Regions from separate parts of the Homo sapiens genome. Here region 1 is linked to region 2. A link is an interaction called in ENCODE POLR2A ChIA-PET data of the cell type or tissue named here. Cell type or tissue: OCI-LY7. All regions are shown on one strand. Links, peaks and the distances in the headings refer to the core of each region. The heading gives the core; the rest is flanking DNA. Region 1 has its middle 15 kb from the start of GRSF1. Region 2 overlaps MOB1B (MOB kinase activator 1B).

Region 1 (8,968 bases), core at 2,336-6,335, 68 kb before region 2:
CCAGCAAAGCAAAGTTTAATAGCGCCTATGTGGTCAATTGTTATTCTTGCTGTACTTGTATAAATAAACAGCCTAAGTTTGATGAGACTAAACTTATTTTGCAAACAAATTAGTTTTACCCCGATTATCTTTGGTAGAAATGGGGGTGACTGTAGAGCAGGAGTCCCCAACCCCTGGCTCACCTGTTAAAAACCAGGCCACCCAGCAGGAGATGAGCAACCAGGCCACAAAGCAGGAGGTGAGCTGCAGACAAGCGAGCATTACCGCCTAAGCTCCACCTCCATCAGATCAGCAGCAGCATTAAATTCTCACAGGAGGCCAGGCGTGGTGGCTCACACCTGTAATCCCAGCACTTTGGGAGGCCAAGGTGGGAGGATTGAGGTCAGGAGTTCAAGACCAGCCTCGCCAACATGGTGAAACCCCATCTCTACTAAAAATACAAAAATTAGCTGGGTATGGCGGTGCACCCTTATAATCCCAGATACTTAGGAGGCTGAGGCAGGAGAATCCCTTGAACCCCAGAGGCAGAAGTTGCAGTGAGCCAAGTTCATATCACTGCACTCCAGCCTAGGTGACAGAGTGAGACTCCGTCTCAAAAACAAAAAATCCTCATAGAAGTGGGAACCCTATTGTGAACTTCACATGCGAGGCATCTAGGTTTCTTGCTCCTCATGAGAATCTTATGCTTGATGATCTGAGGTGGAAGTTTCATCCCGAAACTATCCCCTCCACCCCTACCCTGGTCTGTGGAAAAATTGTCTTCCACGAAAAGATTGGAGACCACTGCTATTGAGAGAAAAACTATGTTTCTGAGGATAGCTATAGTATACCTGTTAATAGAGTATACCCCTGTTCCTTGTTCTCAAGTTTTTATTATCTACCTGTAGACTAGACTAGATTCTGAATTCTTCTAGTTTCCTCCAGTATGTGGTTACGACTCTCCAACTAAAAATAAGAACTACTCTGTTCCTGAAGCCCTATAAGCAGAAGCTGGACAACTCAATGTAAATTTCAAAGGACAAGTCCTATTACTGATGTGTGGGCCAAATAGAGATTTCACCAAAATGCATGATGCCATAACCAGAGACAATCAAACTGCAAATCAAGATGAGAAGTTGGGCTGGGCCCGGTGGCTTACACCTGTAATCTCAACACTCTGGGAGGCTGAGGTAGGCAAATCACTTGAGGTTAGGAGTTCGAGACCAGCCTGGCCAACATCTCAGCTCACTGCAACCTTTGCCTCTCAGGTTCAAGTGATTCTCCTGCCTCAGCCTCCCAAGTAGCTGGGACTACAGGCACCCGCCACCACGACTGGCTAATTTTTTGTATATTTAGTAGAGACAGGGTTTCACCATGTTGGCCAGGCTGGTCTCGAACTCGTGACCTTAGGTGATCTGCCCACCTCAGCCTCCCAAAGTGCTGGGATTACAAGTGTGAGCCACCATGCCCAGCCTCATGATCTGTTTTATAAAGTAAGACTTCTAGTGCTCGGCTTCAGAAGCACATATGCTAAAATAATTAGAACGATACAGAGAAGATTAGCATGGCCCCTGCACAAGGATGACATGCAAATTCATGAAGCGTTCCATATTTTTTAAAAAAAAGACTTCTAGATCCACTTGTTCTCACTTCCTGCCTTAATTTATCCCAATCATGGGATGCTAGATTACCTACTAGCTGAACAGGAAGTAGTCTGTGTAGTTGCTGATATTTCTTGTTGCATATAGGTAAATATATCAAGTATTGTAGACACTCAGTTATTAAAAATTAATACCTACTTGGTTAAAACAGGCAGACTCCTCATCTAGCTCATTCTTAGATCTGTTTGATTTTAGTTGCTTTAGTTCATGGAGACCCTGGGTAAGAAACATGCTCCGAATTTTTGGTATTATCCTCCTGATGGTCACAATATTAGTCTTCCTGGTACACAGTATCCTCTCAAAAAGTCTTAAATATCTACATGCAGCTATCTGCTGTATGCTAAACGGTCTTTTGGGCTGGAATGAAGAAAACTTAAAGAAACACATGATAAGAAAGACAATGTAACCCATGAATGATGTATGGAGAGCGCACCCCAAAATGATGGTGACTGTTAGATTGTACTGATGCCCTAAGTCTTGGTCACACTGTCACCTATGAGAGACCCTGACAAAAAGAGGGGAATTGTTCAATACAATTATATCTCTTTAGGCTCAACAGACCAAATCAAAATGGAGTTACTTGTCCTGAAGTTCCATACCACCAAACTGTAACTAAGTTGTTTATGTGACACTTCAAGGTAGCAGGAGTTAATAGGCAAATCCCCAAATAGTCCAGTTTTATCTGGCTTGATAAAGTCCCTTCTGCTTTAACCTTTACAGGGAGAGTAGCTTCGAAATGACCAATCTACTTTTTGTTCTGTTTCTGCTTTCCTCGGCCCATTTCTTTCTTTCTTTTTTTTTTTTTTTTTTGAGACAATATTACTCTGTTGCTCAGGTTGGAGTGCAGTGGCACAATCTCAGCTCACTGCAGCCTCCGCTTCTCAGGTTTGAGCGATTCTCCTGCTTCAGCCTCCCAAGTAGCTGGAATTACAGGCACATGCCCAGCTAATTTTTGTGTCTTTAGTAGATACAGGGTTTTGCCATGTTGACCTGGCTGGTCTCAAACTCCTGACCTCCAGTGATCCACCGTCCTTGGCCTCCCAAAGTGCTGGAATTACAAATGTGAGCCACCATGCCCGGCCTCCTCAGCTTATTTCTCTCTATAAAGCCAAATTCCTTTGCTCGGCTCATTGGAGCAAAGGAGTTTGGTTTTATGGAATGAATCACACACACACAAAAAGCCAATTAAGATCTTTAAACTAAATTTATTGTAATTTTGACTTTTGAAAGGAGTAACACCTAAGCATTAAAACAGAAAGTTTTAATTTTTACTTAGAGGAAGTTGGGGAGAGTATAAAGGAGAAAAGAAACTAACTTTGAACAATTATTCATTTATCTAACAAAATTTATTAAGTGCTTTTTGTGTTCCAGGCACTGTGCTATGCCCTGTGAATTCAGGGATATAATATGTTTTCAGATTAGATATCAAAGTATTGTTTAAATACAGGCATACCTCATTTTATTGTGTTTCGCTTTATTGCAGTAAAAAGTAGTGTGTGTTCTGACTGCTCCGTTGAGTGGCCGTTTCTCTGTCTGTCTCCCTTTCCTCGGGCCTCCTTATTTCCTGCAACACAGTGATATTGAAATTAAGCCAATTAATTACCCTACAGTGGCCTCTAAGTGTTCAAATGAAAGGAGGAGTCATACATCTCTTACTTTAAATTAAAAGCTAGAAACAATTAAGCTTATTGAGGAAGGGGGCATGTCAAAAGCTGAGACAGGCCGAAAGCTAAGCCTCTTGCATCAGTTAGCCAAGTTGTGAATGCAAAGGAAAAGTTCTTGAAGGAAATTAGAAGTATTACTCCAGTGAACACATGAATGATTAAAAAAAAAAAAAAGCAAAACAGCTTTATTGTTGATACGGGGAAATTTGAGTGGTCCGGATAGAAGATCAAACCAGTCACAACCTTCCCTTAAGCCAAAGCCGAACCCAGAGGAAGGCCTTAACTCTCTTCAGTTCTATAAAGGCTAAGAGAGGTTGGAAAGCTGCAGAAGAAAAGTTTGAAGCTAGGCAGAGGTGGTTCATGAGGCTTAAGGAAAGAAGCTGTCTCTGTCATGTAAAAGTGCAAGGTGAAGCAGCAAGTGCTGATGGAGAAGCTGTAGCAAGCTATCCAGAAGATCTAGCATAATAATCAATGAAGATGAACCCACTAAACAGATTTCCACTGTAGATGAAACAGCCTTATATGGGAAGAAGATGACATGCAGGACTTTCATTGCTAGAAATGAGAAGTCACGGCCTGGCTTCAAAGCTTCAAGGGACATGCTGACTCTTGTTAGGGGCTAATGCAGCTGGTGATTTTAAGTTGAAGCCAATGTTCGTTTACCATTCTGAAAATCCTCGGGCCCTGTAGAATTATGCTAAATGTGTTCTGCCTGTGCTCTATAAATGAAGCTGCAAAGCTTGAATGACAGCACATCTGTTTACAGCATGGTTTACTGAATATTTTAAGCCCACTGTTGAGATCTGTTGCTCAGGAAAAAAGTTTCCTTTCAAAATATTACTGCTCCTTGACAATGCACCTGGTTACCCAACAGCTCTAATGGAGATGTACAAGGAGATGAATGTTGTTTTCATGCCTACTAACACAATACTCATTCTACAGCTCATGGATCAAGGAGTAACTTAGATTTTCAAGTCTTAGTAGTTAAGAAATACATTTTGTAAGGCTATAGCTGCCATAAACAGTGATTCCTTTGATAGATCTGTGCAAAGTACATTGAAAACCTTCTGGAAAGGATCCACCATTCGAGATGCCTTTAGGAACATTTGTGATTCATGGGAGGAGGTCAAAATATCAATGTTAACAGGAATTTGGAAGAACTTGGTTCCAAACACTTATGGACAATTTTGAGGGGTTTAAGTCTTTAGTGAAGAAAGTAACTGCAAAGATGGTGGAAACAGAACTAGAATTAGAAGTGGAGCCTGAAGATGTGAATGAATTGCTACAACCTCATGATCCAACTTGAATGGATAAGGAGTAGTTTCTTAAACATGAGCAAATAAAGTGTTTTTTTGAGGATTCTATCTCAAGAAACTGCAGCCTCTGGTGAAGATACTGTGAACATTGTTGAAATGACAATAAAGGATTTAGAATATTACATATAAAATAAATAAATAGGAAAAAACAGAATATTACCTAAACTTAGTTGATAAAGCAGTGGTAAGAGTTTGAGAGGATTGACTCCAATTTTGAAAGAAATTCCACTGTGTGTAAAAGGCTATCAAACATCATTGCATAAAGGACAGATCTTTCATTTATGAAACAGAATCAGTGTAGCAAACTTAATTGTTGCCCTATCTTAAGAATTTGCGTCAGCCACCCCAACCTTCAGCAACCACCATACTGATGAGTCAGCAGCCATCAACATCAAAGATAAGTCCCTCTACCAGCAAAAAGATTATGACTCACTGAAGGGTCAGATAATTGTTAGCATTCATTAGCAATAAAATATTCTTTAATGAAGGTACTTTTTTATGCATATGCTATTGTACACTTAATAAACAATAGTATAGTAAAAACATAATTTTTATATGCACTGGAAACCAAAAAATGTGTGTAACTCACTTTATTGCGATATTCACTTTATTGCAATATTCACTTTATTGCAGTGATCTGGAACCAAACCTGCAATATCTGCATGGTATGCCTATATATGTATGTCTAGATTTAACTTATGAAATGCCAGGTTTTAAAAATTGTGTTACTGGCCGGGTGCGGTGGCTCACGCCTGTAATCCCAGCACTTTGGGAGGCCGAGGTGGGCGGATCACCTGAGGTCAGGAGTTTGAGACCAGCCTGCCAAACATGGTGAAACCTCGTCTCTACTAAAAATACAAAATTAGCCGGGCATGGTGGTGGGTGCCTGTAATTCCAACTACTTGGGAGACTGAGGCAGGAGAATTGCTTGAACCTGGGAGACGGAGGTTGCAGTGAGCCAAGATTGCTCCGTTGTACTCCAGCCTGGACAACAAGAGCGAAACTCCATCTCAAAAAAAAAATTGTGTTATTATTATTGTTTTATTTATTTATTTTTGAGACAGAGTCTCACTCTTTCACCTAGGCTGGAGGGCAGTGGCACAATCTCGGCTCACTGCAACCTCTGCCTTGTGGGTTCAAATGATTCTCATGCCTTAGCCTCCCTAGTAGCTGGAATTACAAGTGCACAACACCATGCCTGGCTAATTTTTGTATTTTTAGTACAGACGGGGTTTCACCATGTTGGCCAGGCTGGTCTCTAACTTTTGACCTCAAGTAATCCGCCTGCCTCCGCCTCCCAAAGTGCTGGGATTACAGGCCTAAGCCACTGTGCCCAGCCGGTGTTATTATTGTTTTAAGCCCAGATAGCCATAATTAACCTTCTTTAGTGCTAGTTATTTAATTCTTTATTATGGAAGTGAAAAGGCTCTCTTGGACAAAAGTCTTACATTGAGAGACAATTTTTGACTAGTATGGTAGCAATGGAGATGAAGAGAAGAGGAAAGATTTGTGAAATTTTTTTTTCAGAGGTAGAATCAACAGGACTTGGGGCTTGTTTGAGGGGGTAGTGTTTCCTGTTATTTTACTCTTGTTTGGAGTTGGGTGGAGTGGATGGGGATGATTTTCATTTCCAGGAAAGTTTAGAACAAACAGATATACTGGAAGCAAACCAACCCCATTTTGTGTTAAATTCAATTTGTGTTAAACCAGAGAAGTCTGCCCTGGAACTATTCATTTGAGAGTTGTCAGTATAAATGAAGTTGTTGGTTTAGATGAGGTTGCCTAAGACCAAGTTTAGAGTAAGAAGAGAAAAAGGCCTAGAAACCAGACTTGAGGTACTCAAGCATTTAATGCCCTATGGAGGGCTGGGCATGGTGGCTCACGCCTGTAATCCTAGCACTTTAGGAGGCTGAGGCAGGTGGACTGCTTGAGCCCAGGAGTTCGAGACCAGCCTGGGCAACATGGTGAAACCCTGTCTCTACAAAAAATACAAAAATTAGCCAAGTGGTGGCATACACCTGTGGTCCCAGCTACTATGGAGGTTGAGGTGGGAGGATCACCTGTGCCCAGGAAGTGGAGGTTGCAGTGAATTGAGATCATGCCACTGCACTCCAGCCTGGGCAACAGAGTGACACCCTGTATCAAAATAGTAATAATAATAATTGAGGCCGGACACGGTGGCTCATGCCTGTAATCCCAGCACGTTGGGAGGCCGAGGCGGGCAGATCACCTGAGGCCAGGAGCTCGAGACCAGCCTGGCTAACATGGTGAAACACCATCTCTACTAAAAATACAAAAAATTAGCCAGGCATGGTGGCAAGCGCCTGTATTCCCAGCTACTCGGGAGGTTGAGGCAGGAGAATCGGGAGGCAGAGGCTGCAGTGAGCCGAGATCATGCCATTGCACCCCAGCCTGGGCAACAAAAGCAAAACTCTGTCTCAAAAACAAACAAACAAAAAACTCCACAAATAATTAATAATGTCCTGTGGAGGACATTATTCTTGGAGTAGTGATAGCAGAAACCAGAATAAAGCAGAGGTGAGGAAATGGAGATGAAAGTAGAAAAAAATAAAAGTTTGATTTTGTAAATGCAGAAAGGGATAAGGCAGTAAAGGAAATATAGGTCTAATGTGGATTTTGTTTTACTTTGTTTAGATTAGTTTGTATTAAATTTGGTGAGATGAGAGCATTGTTGAAGTGGTGTTGGGAAGGGTTCAGTTGATGAGGACTAAGTAATGAGGAGAAATAAGCATAATTGATGTGTGGTTTCCCAGAAAGGTGGAAAAGGACAGCATCAAAACTCAGTTGGCAGAGGTTGGCTTTAAATAGGAGAGAACTCCTCCACCTTCTCTATAACAAAGTAATCCTAAAACAGGTCCTTATTATAGTACTGTATACAGAGTACCACTGACAGGTTGTCAGCCTTCTTCTCTGACACTTTCTGAGGTAGAGCTAGTCTAAATTGGTAGAAACACTCTAGATTTAGGGGACTGTAAGGAGAAGGAAGGAAAGAAACAATCACCTCCCATCTTTAGGAAAGAATGTTCAGAAGGTGCGCTCAAAGCTCTAAAGGGCACATTATCATGAGCTAGAAGACGAGCTGGAAGGGGATAATTGTTCTGATTAGTAAGAAATAAGTAGGGGACTCATTTTATTGTCCATGCCCCTTAATTCTTAGAGGTGAACATACTTTTCTTCTGATATGCAGTGAGGCTGAGTTCATCTCAAAGGGTCCCACCCCACAGTCTTCTTTGCATTTGAAAGAAGCAAAAAATCGTGAACCCATAGACGTCAATAAGCCTAGGGTAGCAAAAGGAAAAGGAATTGAAGTCAAGTACCATAAATAAATGGTGCCCATTTGTGTAACCTGTGACTAAGGTGCTATTCATCATCCAAGATTAAAGGAAAAAGTTTATTAGGTTGAGTAGATACAACAGAAGTTCAGGAATTGAGGCTACCAGTTATTTCCAAGGAAAGACAAAGAGGGGCATTTTCTCACCACCATCACTGCCTCATTTTATCTGACAGGAAAACGAATCCACTTAGAGCCACAAATTCAAAATTTGTCTTTCGCTGCAGTGATGTTTTTCTTAGGTTAGCTTCGTCAGTTGGGCTATATTCATGATTAACAAGTCCATGCCAACCAATTTTTATCTTTCTCCCATGGACTGTATTTGGAAAACTCTTCTGTGAGAGAATAAAATGTACCTATTTATGATGGACACATAACAGATGAATATAGCTCTAAATACTGCAACTTTTTCATTTGTTAAAATTTGCTTGTTAAAACAGGTCTCTGGGAAAGAGTGAGCTGATTAGTTATTGAAATAAAATGTCCTGTCAAGAAATAGTAACTTCAATCAAAATGAAAGGATTATTTCATATTAATAGCACATTTTTCCCCATGGCAAATGTTTAAAAATGAACAAGACTGGAAATGTGAACAGCATTCCTGAGAGAGTTCTCAGAATACAATGTCAACATGATTATGATAAGGAATTGATTTACTCCAGGTAGATGAGGCAGTCACAAAACAGAATTTTCTATGAATGCTAAGTCGGTACTACTCTGACTAAATGTTCACACTGAGGACATTTAGAAAGTGGAAGCATAGGCTATGGCATCTTCTGGCATACTTACTAAGATAAGGTGGTAGGTTTTTGTTTTTGTTGTTTACTATCCAGATACTGAGAAGTAGTGGCATCAGCTAGTTTTTCCTAAGATGGCAAAAGATAGAGTGTAACCAGAGCCCAAGGTACAGAGTATTCACTGACACACACAAGATACAAAATATCCCTGAACTCTTTCATAAAAGGCATCATTCTGAATAATCACCTCTCTCTTTTTT
Region 2 (8,968 bases), core at 2,093-6,092:
TGATGGCCAGTGATGGTGAGCATTTTTTCATGTGTTTTTTGGCTGCATAAATGTCTTCTTTTGAGAAGTGCCTGTTCATGTCCTTTGCCCACTTTTTGATGGGGTTGTTTGTTTTTTTCTTGTAAATTTGTTTGAGTTCATTGTAGATTCTGGATATTAGCCCTTTGTCAGATGAGTAGGTTGCGAAAATTTTCTCCCATTTTGTAGGTTGCCTGTTCACTCTGATGGTAGTTTTCTTTTGCTGTGCAGAAGCTCTTTAGTTTAATTAGATCCCATTTGTCAATTTTGTCTTTTGTTGCCATTGCTTTTGGTGTTTTAGACATGAAGTCCTTGCCCATGCCTGTGTCCTGAATGGTAATGCCTAGGTTTTCTTCTAGGGTTTTTATACCCAAAGGACTATAAATCATGCTGCTATAAAGACACATGCACACGTATGTTTATTGCGGCACTATTCACAATAGCAAAGACTTGGAACCAACCCAAATGTCCAACGATAGACTGGATTAAGAAAATGTGGCACATATACACCATGGAATACTATGCAGCCATAAAAAATGATGAGTTCATGTCCTTTGTAGGGACATGGATGAAATTGGAAATCATCATTCTCAGTAAACTATCGCAAGAACAAAAAACCAAACACTGCATATTCTCACTCATAGGTGGGAATTGAACAATGAGAACACATGGACACAGGAAGGGGAACATCACACTCTGGGGACTGTTGTGGGGTGGGGGGAGCGGGGAGGGATAGCATTAGGAGATATACCTAATGCTAGATGACGAGTTAGTGGGTGCAGTGCACCAGCATGGCACATGTATACATAAGTAACAAACCTGCATATTGTGCACATGTACCCTAAAACTTAAAGTGTAATAATAATTAAAAAAAAAAAAAGACAATTTTGAAACTGAAGTTTGATTTTGGAATTCCAGATTCCCGTAAATTATTTATTTTGCCAGAATGATGACTCAGAAATTTTAAAGAAGTAAAAACCTTTTATAACCTTTTACCAAAAAAACCTCACATTCTACTGTTCTTACACACATTGTATGTAAGACTGTTTCTTTTTTTGTTGTTGTTTTGAGATGGAGTCTTGCTCTGTTGCCCAGGCTGGAGTGCAGTGGCGCTATCTCGGCTCACTGCAACCTCTGCCTCCCGGGTTCAAGTGACTCTCCTCCCTCAGGCTCCCAGGTAGCCAGGACTACAGGCGCGCACCACCATGCCAGGCTAATTTTTGTAGTTTTAGTAGAGACAGGGTTTCCCCATGTTGGCCAGGCTGGTCTGGAACTCCTGACCTCAGGTGATCAGCCCGCCTCGGCCTCCCACAGTGTTGGGATTACAGGCGTGAGCCACCACACCCAGCTGTAAAACTGTTTCTAGTAGTCTTAATTGCATGTTATAATGGCAACTCTTAGAAATTTTAATTTTGATGTAAAACCTGGTGAGTTATGTTCAATAAGGTTTGATGTATAGTCATGACTCCACATGTCCCCAGGCCTTACCTAGCTGGAAAGCAGGCAAGTTAAACAATTTTCAAAAGCCAAAGAAACAGCTTATGACCCTAAAGCAAATATTTGAACATAATTTAATTACATATTATGTTATACATAATTATACATAACATAATATGTAACCACATATTTACATTTTGAAGACATATTTTACCAATTATCTTTAAAACTATCCTTATTTCCCAGAAATTACTCAAGTCACATGAACTAGATAAAAGACATTACACTTTTCACTTTTCTGACAAAATATTTGATTTAAGCTCCTCTTCCTCTTCCTCCTCCTCCTCTTCCTCTTCCTCTCCTCCTCCTTCTCATTCTCCTTCTCCTTCTCCTTCAACAGTCTCACTCTCCGCTCACTGCACCTCTGCCTCCTGGGTTCATGTGATCTCCTGCCTCAGCCTCCCAAGTAACTGGGATTACAGGCGTGCCCCGCCATGCCTGGCTAATTTTTGTATTTTTAGTAGAGATGGGGTTTTACCATGTTGGCCAGGCTGGTCTCGTACTCCTGACCTCAGGTGATCTGCCTGCCTCGGCCTCCTAAAGTGCTAGGATTACAGGCATGAGCCACTGAACCTGGCTTCTTATTATTACAGCAATTAATTTAAAACTTTATGGAGGAGATAAACAGTGACTTTTACTTTATATTTAACTAGTTTGCACAGAGAAAGAAGCCAGATATAGACTGGTAAGAAATTCTTACCCTTTTGCCAGCATGCCAGTTTTCTGGGTTCTCTCTCTCTGAGTGATCCTAGTGACCCTGCTTGACTGTATGCAGACAAACACATTGCCATGAATTAAGAATACTCACAAATAGTTTACAGATTTTTGGGGGAAATTAGGCAGAGAAAGAGAAGTATGATTCAAATTCTATTTACAAGAATATACTCAACACAGTTAAAGTATCAGGAGGCCTAAAATCCAAAAAGTTAGCTTAAGGATGAAAAGCTGGTGTGCTCCATTAATCTCTACTGATAAAGGTAGTTTAGGAATTCCAGATAAATGGAACAAATGATGACTTGCTAGAAATGCATCAGAAACAAAATAACCATTCGCGGAACCAAGTAAAAGCCTTCCACTAGGAACTAAAAAATATCATGGTTTTTTATATATATGCATACACAAGCAAAGCCAGAGGAGAATAAACAGCAAATGAATGAAAACTAGAAGCAAAAACAAACAGGAAACCAACCCTAAATTTTCCTATTTAATTTACCCTGGAGGCTACAGTGTTACCTAGGGCCCCAGAAAACTCACATAATGAATATTTTATTCCTGATACACAATTTAATATCCTTTAGTTTACCAGTACTATTATACATTCTATGCAGTCAAGAAATCCACTTTAGGCACATGACCAGTAAGTACTCCAGTGCCAGCACTATCTATGCAAAACAGTAAACATAATGTGAAGCAATGCAGGCATGTGTGTGAAATTTGGCTCCACAGTAAATCCAGCTTCATGCTTAACTATATTAAAAAAAGAATTGCCAAACTGCTGATGGATTTCTTTCTTTCTTTTCTTCTCTCTTCTCTTCTCTCCCCTCCCCTCCCCTCCCCTCCCCTCCCCTTCCCTTTTCCTGAGATGGAGTATTGCTCTGTCACCCAGGCTGGAGTGCAGTGGTGCGATCTCAGCTCACTGCAAGCTGAGTGAGCTTGCAGTTCAAGCAATTCTCTTGCCTCAGGCTCCCCAGTAGCTGGGATTACAGGCATGTGCCGCTATGCCCAGCTAATTTTTGTATTTTTAGTAGAGATGGGGTTTCACCGTGTTGGCCAGGTTGATCTCGAACTCCTGACCTCATGATTCACCCACCTTGGCCTCCCAAAGTGCTGGGATTACAGGCGTGAGCCACCGTGCCTGGCCCGCATTTCTTTACAATACTTCTTATTTTACTTTAATCAAGGCTAGGAGCTTTGAATATGAAAGTGTTAATTAGCCTTATGTCTTCAATTCTCTATCGGGTTTTAAAGAATATTTTATTATTTAAACTTTTCCCACATCTTTCTCCCCTACTTAATGACTCCTTACTACATTGTTTCATAAATAACCTTTTAAATCTGTAATTTGAACTGACTTTTAGATAACTTCTGAATTAGACAAAATTATTCTTTCTTCCACTAATAACATAATCCTTTCTGGCACATTTTGTATACAGAATTACGTGTTAACTAAAATTCTTATCCTTAGTAACCTAAAACTTTAGTGAAACCCTAAAAAGCAAGAAATCCTGAACTATCAGATATGGGCATTTATAGATAAGAACAATTCCACAATTTTAGAAACATATTTCCCCATATCACAACCATTTCTTAGTTGAAGATGACCCAGATATTAAATGAGCATCGAAAATAACTTTAAGATTTTAATTTACACAAAAAGTTTACCTAAAACATTTATCCCATTTGCTGTACTTAATTTTTACTTTTAACAAGGGAGACACGAGACATCAACCAACACATGTAAAATAAACATTGGTTCGTTCCAGAAAGGCAGGACAATTCGAGGTGGGGAGGGGGCTTGGGGGCTTTCAGATCATAGGTAGGTGGGAGACAAACGGTTACATTCTTTTGAGTTTCTGATTAGTCCTTCCAAAGGAAGCAATCAGATGTGCATTTATCTCAGTGAGACTTTGAATAGAATGAGAGGCAGGCCCGAATTAACACTGACATTTAAAAATACCTAGCAAAGACAAACATAAAATTCAGACAAAATGTATGCTGACAATTCTGAAGGCATTTCTATTTTTATTCCACCTATAATTTTGAAGCTAATTTGTTTAGTAGAGTTATACTTCTAAGTCACGTGAACTTGAAAATTGCTTAGACTTAATTTATGAGCACTCTTACTTATAAGCCAATTTTGGTAGACACAACATGTAACAATAAGTGTACATACGAATAAATACATCTAGACATCTATACACACACACAAACGAAGATCCAATTGCTTGGAACCTTAGCCATGAGGTAGCAATACAAGCTTGCCAGTTTTACTTTGCCCCAATAGATAATCCAATGAAGGCTGTGAACCAAAATTTTGGGTAAAGCAGTCTCCATGGCAGTTTGATTATTAAAGGCCAAACCTCCCCAGACTCTGAAGAGCACTGGGGCCAAACAGTACCAAAGGAGAACGTCACATTAATCAGGCCCCCTGCTTAGAACCGCAGCACAAAAGCCTGGATACATGCAACGCCATCCCATTTTCCCATTAAACAGTAAGCTCCAGATTCCAAACAATTTTGGGGCCAAGCAGCGTTACAACTGCGGGAGAATTCTGAGGAGGGCTCAGAACTTCTAGACCTCAGAACCTCTGCAAGAGCATCCTCTTTGGGGAGGCTGAGGTCCACAGGATCCCCCAGAGCATCCTCCTATGGGGTCCAGTCTTAGTGTGTCACATGTCTCTGATGTCTCTGACCTTAGGTGGGCACCGGTGCCACATGCGTAGAGACGAAGTTTTGCCATGTTTCCCAGGCTGGTCTCCAACTCCTGGGCTCAAGCGAACTGCCCGCCTCAGACTCCCAAAGTGCTGGGATTATAGGCATGAGCTACCTTGCCTAGTCAAATTTTCTTTTATTGCTACCCTTGTATCTGTCTGCCTAAGTCTTTTTGTTGTTCTCAAATTGAAATTTGATGATAATAGTTTAGTAGTTATAGTATTATAGTATTGGGCATTAGGAGGAATATTTTTTATGTAAATCTTCTTTTGTAGAAATAGGTAACAGTAGGGCCGGGTGCGGTGGCTCAAGCCTGTAATCCCAGCACTCTTGGAGGCCAAGGCGGGCGGATCACAAGATCAGGAGAAAGAGACCATCCTGGCTAACTCGATGAAACCCCCTCTCTACTAAAAATACAAAAAAATGAGCTGGGCCTGGTCGTGGGCGCCTGTAGTCCCACCTACTCAGGCTGAGGCAGGAGAATGGCATGAACCTGGGAGACAGAGCTTGCAGTGAGCCGAGATCGCACCACTGCACTCCAGCCTGGGCAACAGAGTGAGACTCAAAAAAAAAAAAAAAAATTAGACTCAAAAAAAAAAAAAGAAATAGGTAACAGTATAACTTAGTGGAAATGTATAACTCTGTAAATAAAGAGTAATTTAGTAGAAACAATGGGGGAAAGGTATTTTAAGGCAACTTTTTCTGGTGTTTGGGATCATGTTTCAAACAGATGAGCAACAGCATAACCCTCCTGCTGTTTAGAGAATCCATTTGTTTGCTGGAGCTCTGTAGTGTTAGATTTAACTACTGAAATAGCTCTTTGTTTAAAAACTCCCTGTGGTTATAGTTTTTGCTCACATATGCCTGGTTGCATTCTCACTAACCCTTCTCCATACCTGCCAAATATTCAGCTGTCTTATTTTCAACTCTTAGGAATTGTACTTTTGAGTCAGTGAACAGCAGACCAATTCACAGCAATATTTTGAGGTCTGCTGCAGTGACTTTGACTCTTCAGCCCTTTAAGTCCCAAAGTGGCTTAGACTCTTTAGCCCTTTAATCTTCATCAGTGTTTCATTTGGAAAATAGCAAGCCATCAAGAACCAACTATTTTTTTTTTAAATTATACTTTAAGTTCTAGGGTACACGAGCACAACGTGCAGTTTTGATACATAGGTATACATGTGCCGTGTTGGTTTGCTGCATCCATCAATTCATCATTTACATTAGGTATTTCTCCTAATGCTATCCCTCCCGAAGTCCCCCACCCACCAGCAGGCCACAGTGTGTGATATTCCCCGCCCTGTGTCCAGTTGATCTCATTGTTCATTTCCCATCTATGCATCTATGAGTGAGGACATGTGGTGTTTGGTTTTCTGTCCTTGTGATAGTTTGCTGAGAATGATGTCTTCCAGCTTCATCCATGTACCTGCAAAGGACATGAACTCATCCTCTTTTATGGCTGCATAGTATTCCATGGTGTATATGTGCCACAATTTCTTAATCCAGTCTATCATTGATGGACATTTGGGTTGAAGAACCAACATTTTTTAAAAATTATATTTCTAATTATAGTTAGAACCAAACTATACAAAAAAACTACAATTTTAAACAGCTAGACATTTGGGAACCAAAATTTGCTTTAGTTGAGCTCTATTGATTTTATTTTATTTTTATTTTATTTTTTTGAGATGGAGTCTTGCTCTGTAACTCAGGCCAGAGTGCAATGGCGCAATCTGGGCTCACTGCAACCTCCACCTCCTGGGTTCAAGTGATTCTCCTGCCTCAGCCTCCTGAGTAGCAGAGACTTACAGGTGTGTGCCCGGCTAATTTTTGTATTTTTAGTAGAGACGGGGTTTCACCATATTGGCCAGGCTGGTCTTGAACGCCTGACCTCTGGTGATCTGCCCTCCTCAGGCTCCCACAGTGCTGGGATTACGGGCATGAGCCACCATGCCTGGTGAGCTTTATTGATTTTAGCTTTCTTTCAAGTGGGAATGTATTTGTAAGGTGTTGTCTAGGGATAACTATACTTGTTAGTGATGTCTTTGCCTTTTTTGATATCACTTAACATTAAGGAAGAAAAATACCACTGTCATTTTATGTAGCAGAAGAAAAACTGCTCTTGGTCCTCTGGTGACAGAAAGTACTCTCAGGATTGAGAGGATCAGTGTCTCTACATAACCATAATCCTTGAGAAGTTTGCTGTAGACTCTCAAAGTGTGGATCTTTGGCACCACCTAGGAGTATGTTTGAAATGCAGGATTTCGGGTCCTAATCATTGGATTATAATGCATTTTAATAAGATCCCTAGGTGATTTGAAAGCACCTTCCAAAGTGGATGCCTGTATATTTAATTTAAATGGTTTGAGATAAGGTGAATAAGAAAAATCCTTGGATTCAATATAACACCAGTTCTGTCTTTGAGAGATTCCCAATAAGGGAGCCTCAATGTAGATCCCCGTACTGTCCTTTCACACTTGCAATTATTTTCTTGTTTAATGTGTTTTTTTCTCCTTCTGGATTCTAAGTTTTCTCCTCCTGGACTGAGGGTTTGTTCATCATTTTATTTCCCAGCACATTAGGACATTGCTTAGCAAATATGTTTTCAATAATTTTCTTATTTGTGTGAGTGACAGGATCTCACTCTGTCACCGAAGCTGGAATGCAGTGGTATCTTCTCAGCTCACTGCAACCTCAACCTCCTGGGCTCGTGATTCTTCCACCTCAGCTTCCTGAGTAGCCGGGACTTTAGGTGTGTGCCACCATGCCTGGATAATTTTTGTATCTTTTGTAGAGACAGGGTTTTGCCATGTTGTCCAGGTGGTCTTGAACTCCTGGGCTCAAGCAGTCCGTCCACCTTGGCCTCCCAAGTGCTGGGATTACAGCCATTTTTTTTTTTTTTTTAATTAACTGAAGATTGTCATGGGAGAGAACAGTGGCCTATGAGTGAGGAAATCCGAGATTCAGAGTCTTTGGTCTGTCACTAGCTATGTGACCTTGGGCAGATGACTTAATTTCTTAGTTTCTATTTCCTCTGCCTACTGGAGGGTAACGAATGCTTCTTCCATTGGGTTAATGTGAGACTTGAATGACAGAATGTATATGAAAGCTTTTCATAAACCAGAGTCCTGTATAAACACTGTCATTATCTCCACTCATGAAATTCCCAAGCCCAGTGTATAAACTGTTTGTGCATTCCAGTTTTTTGTTTAGCTGTCTTACAAATGTATGGCATTATTGCATAATAAAATGAACATTTATTGAACACCTCCTGTGTGTAAAAGCGAAGTGTTAGGTGCTTGCTGGTGGTGGGAGGAGAAAGGAAGGGGTTTAGAAATAAACAAGATGTGCCGGGCGCAGTGGCTCACGCCTGTAATCCCAGCATTTTGGGAGGTGGATCATGAGGTCAGGAGATCGAGACCATCCTGGCTAACACGGTGAAACCCCGTCTCTACTAAAAATACAAAAAAATTAGCCGGGCGTGGTGGTGGGCGCCTGTAGTCCCATCTACTTGGGAGGCTGAGGCAGGAGAATGGCGCAAACTCAGGAGGTGGAGCTTACAGTGAGCCGAGATTGTGACACTGCACTCCGGCCTGGGCAACAGAGCAAGACTCCGTCTCAAAAAAGAAAAAAAAAAAAAGAAATAAGATGCGGTCTCTGTCCTCAAGAATCTTAGCACTGGAGACCAGCGTGTTACATAGATGTGCTCCTTAATGGTTGTTTTAAACTCTCAGTTCCAAGTCCACTGGCTAATGATGGTTAAAGACCCTTGCACTGCAAGATATTGCATTGAGTATACAAACTTTCTTGGGTGTATGTGTGAAATAATTGCAGTCTGTGTTCATCAAAAATTAGGAATATAAAGAAAAAAATTGCTGTCAGCCAGGCGCAGTGGCTCATGCCTGTAATCCCAGCACTTTGGGAGGCTAAGGTGGGCAGATCATCTGAGATCAGGAGTTCGAGACCAGCCTGGCCAACATGATGAAACCCCCGTCTCTACTAAAAATACAATAATTAGCCAG

The links. Peaks named below come from ENCODE experiments on the same cell type or tissue, not always from the same donor. Only the 100,000 strongest peaks of a DNase experiment are listed, where the experiment ranks them.
Region 1: POLR2A ChIA-PET joins it to region 2 with 8 read pairs; 5 of 35 experiments call an interaction of 5 or more read pairs at or near these places.

What each region holds. Positions count from the first base shown.
Region 1 is chr4:70,850,646-70,859,613 of GRCh38, forward strand. It overlaps the pseudogene RNU6-891P. Among named protein-coding and RNA genes, the nearest start is that of GRSF1, 15 kb to the left of the region's middle. In OCI-LY7, for the core only: no CTCF peak of the experiment used is centred there; no DNase peak of the experiment used is centred there.
Region 2 is chr4:70,918,431-70,927,398 of GRCh38, forward strand. The region is part of intron 1 of MOB1B (MOB kinase activator 1B); the gene reads left to right. Among named protein-coding and RNA genes, the nearest start is that of MOB1B, 21 kb to the left of the region's middle. In OCI-LY7, for the core only: no CTCF peak of the experiment used is centred there; a DNase peak (open chromatin) is centred at 2,331; H3K4me3 peaks cover 624 bases; H3K27ac peaks cover 2,176 bases.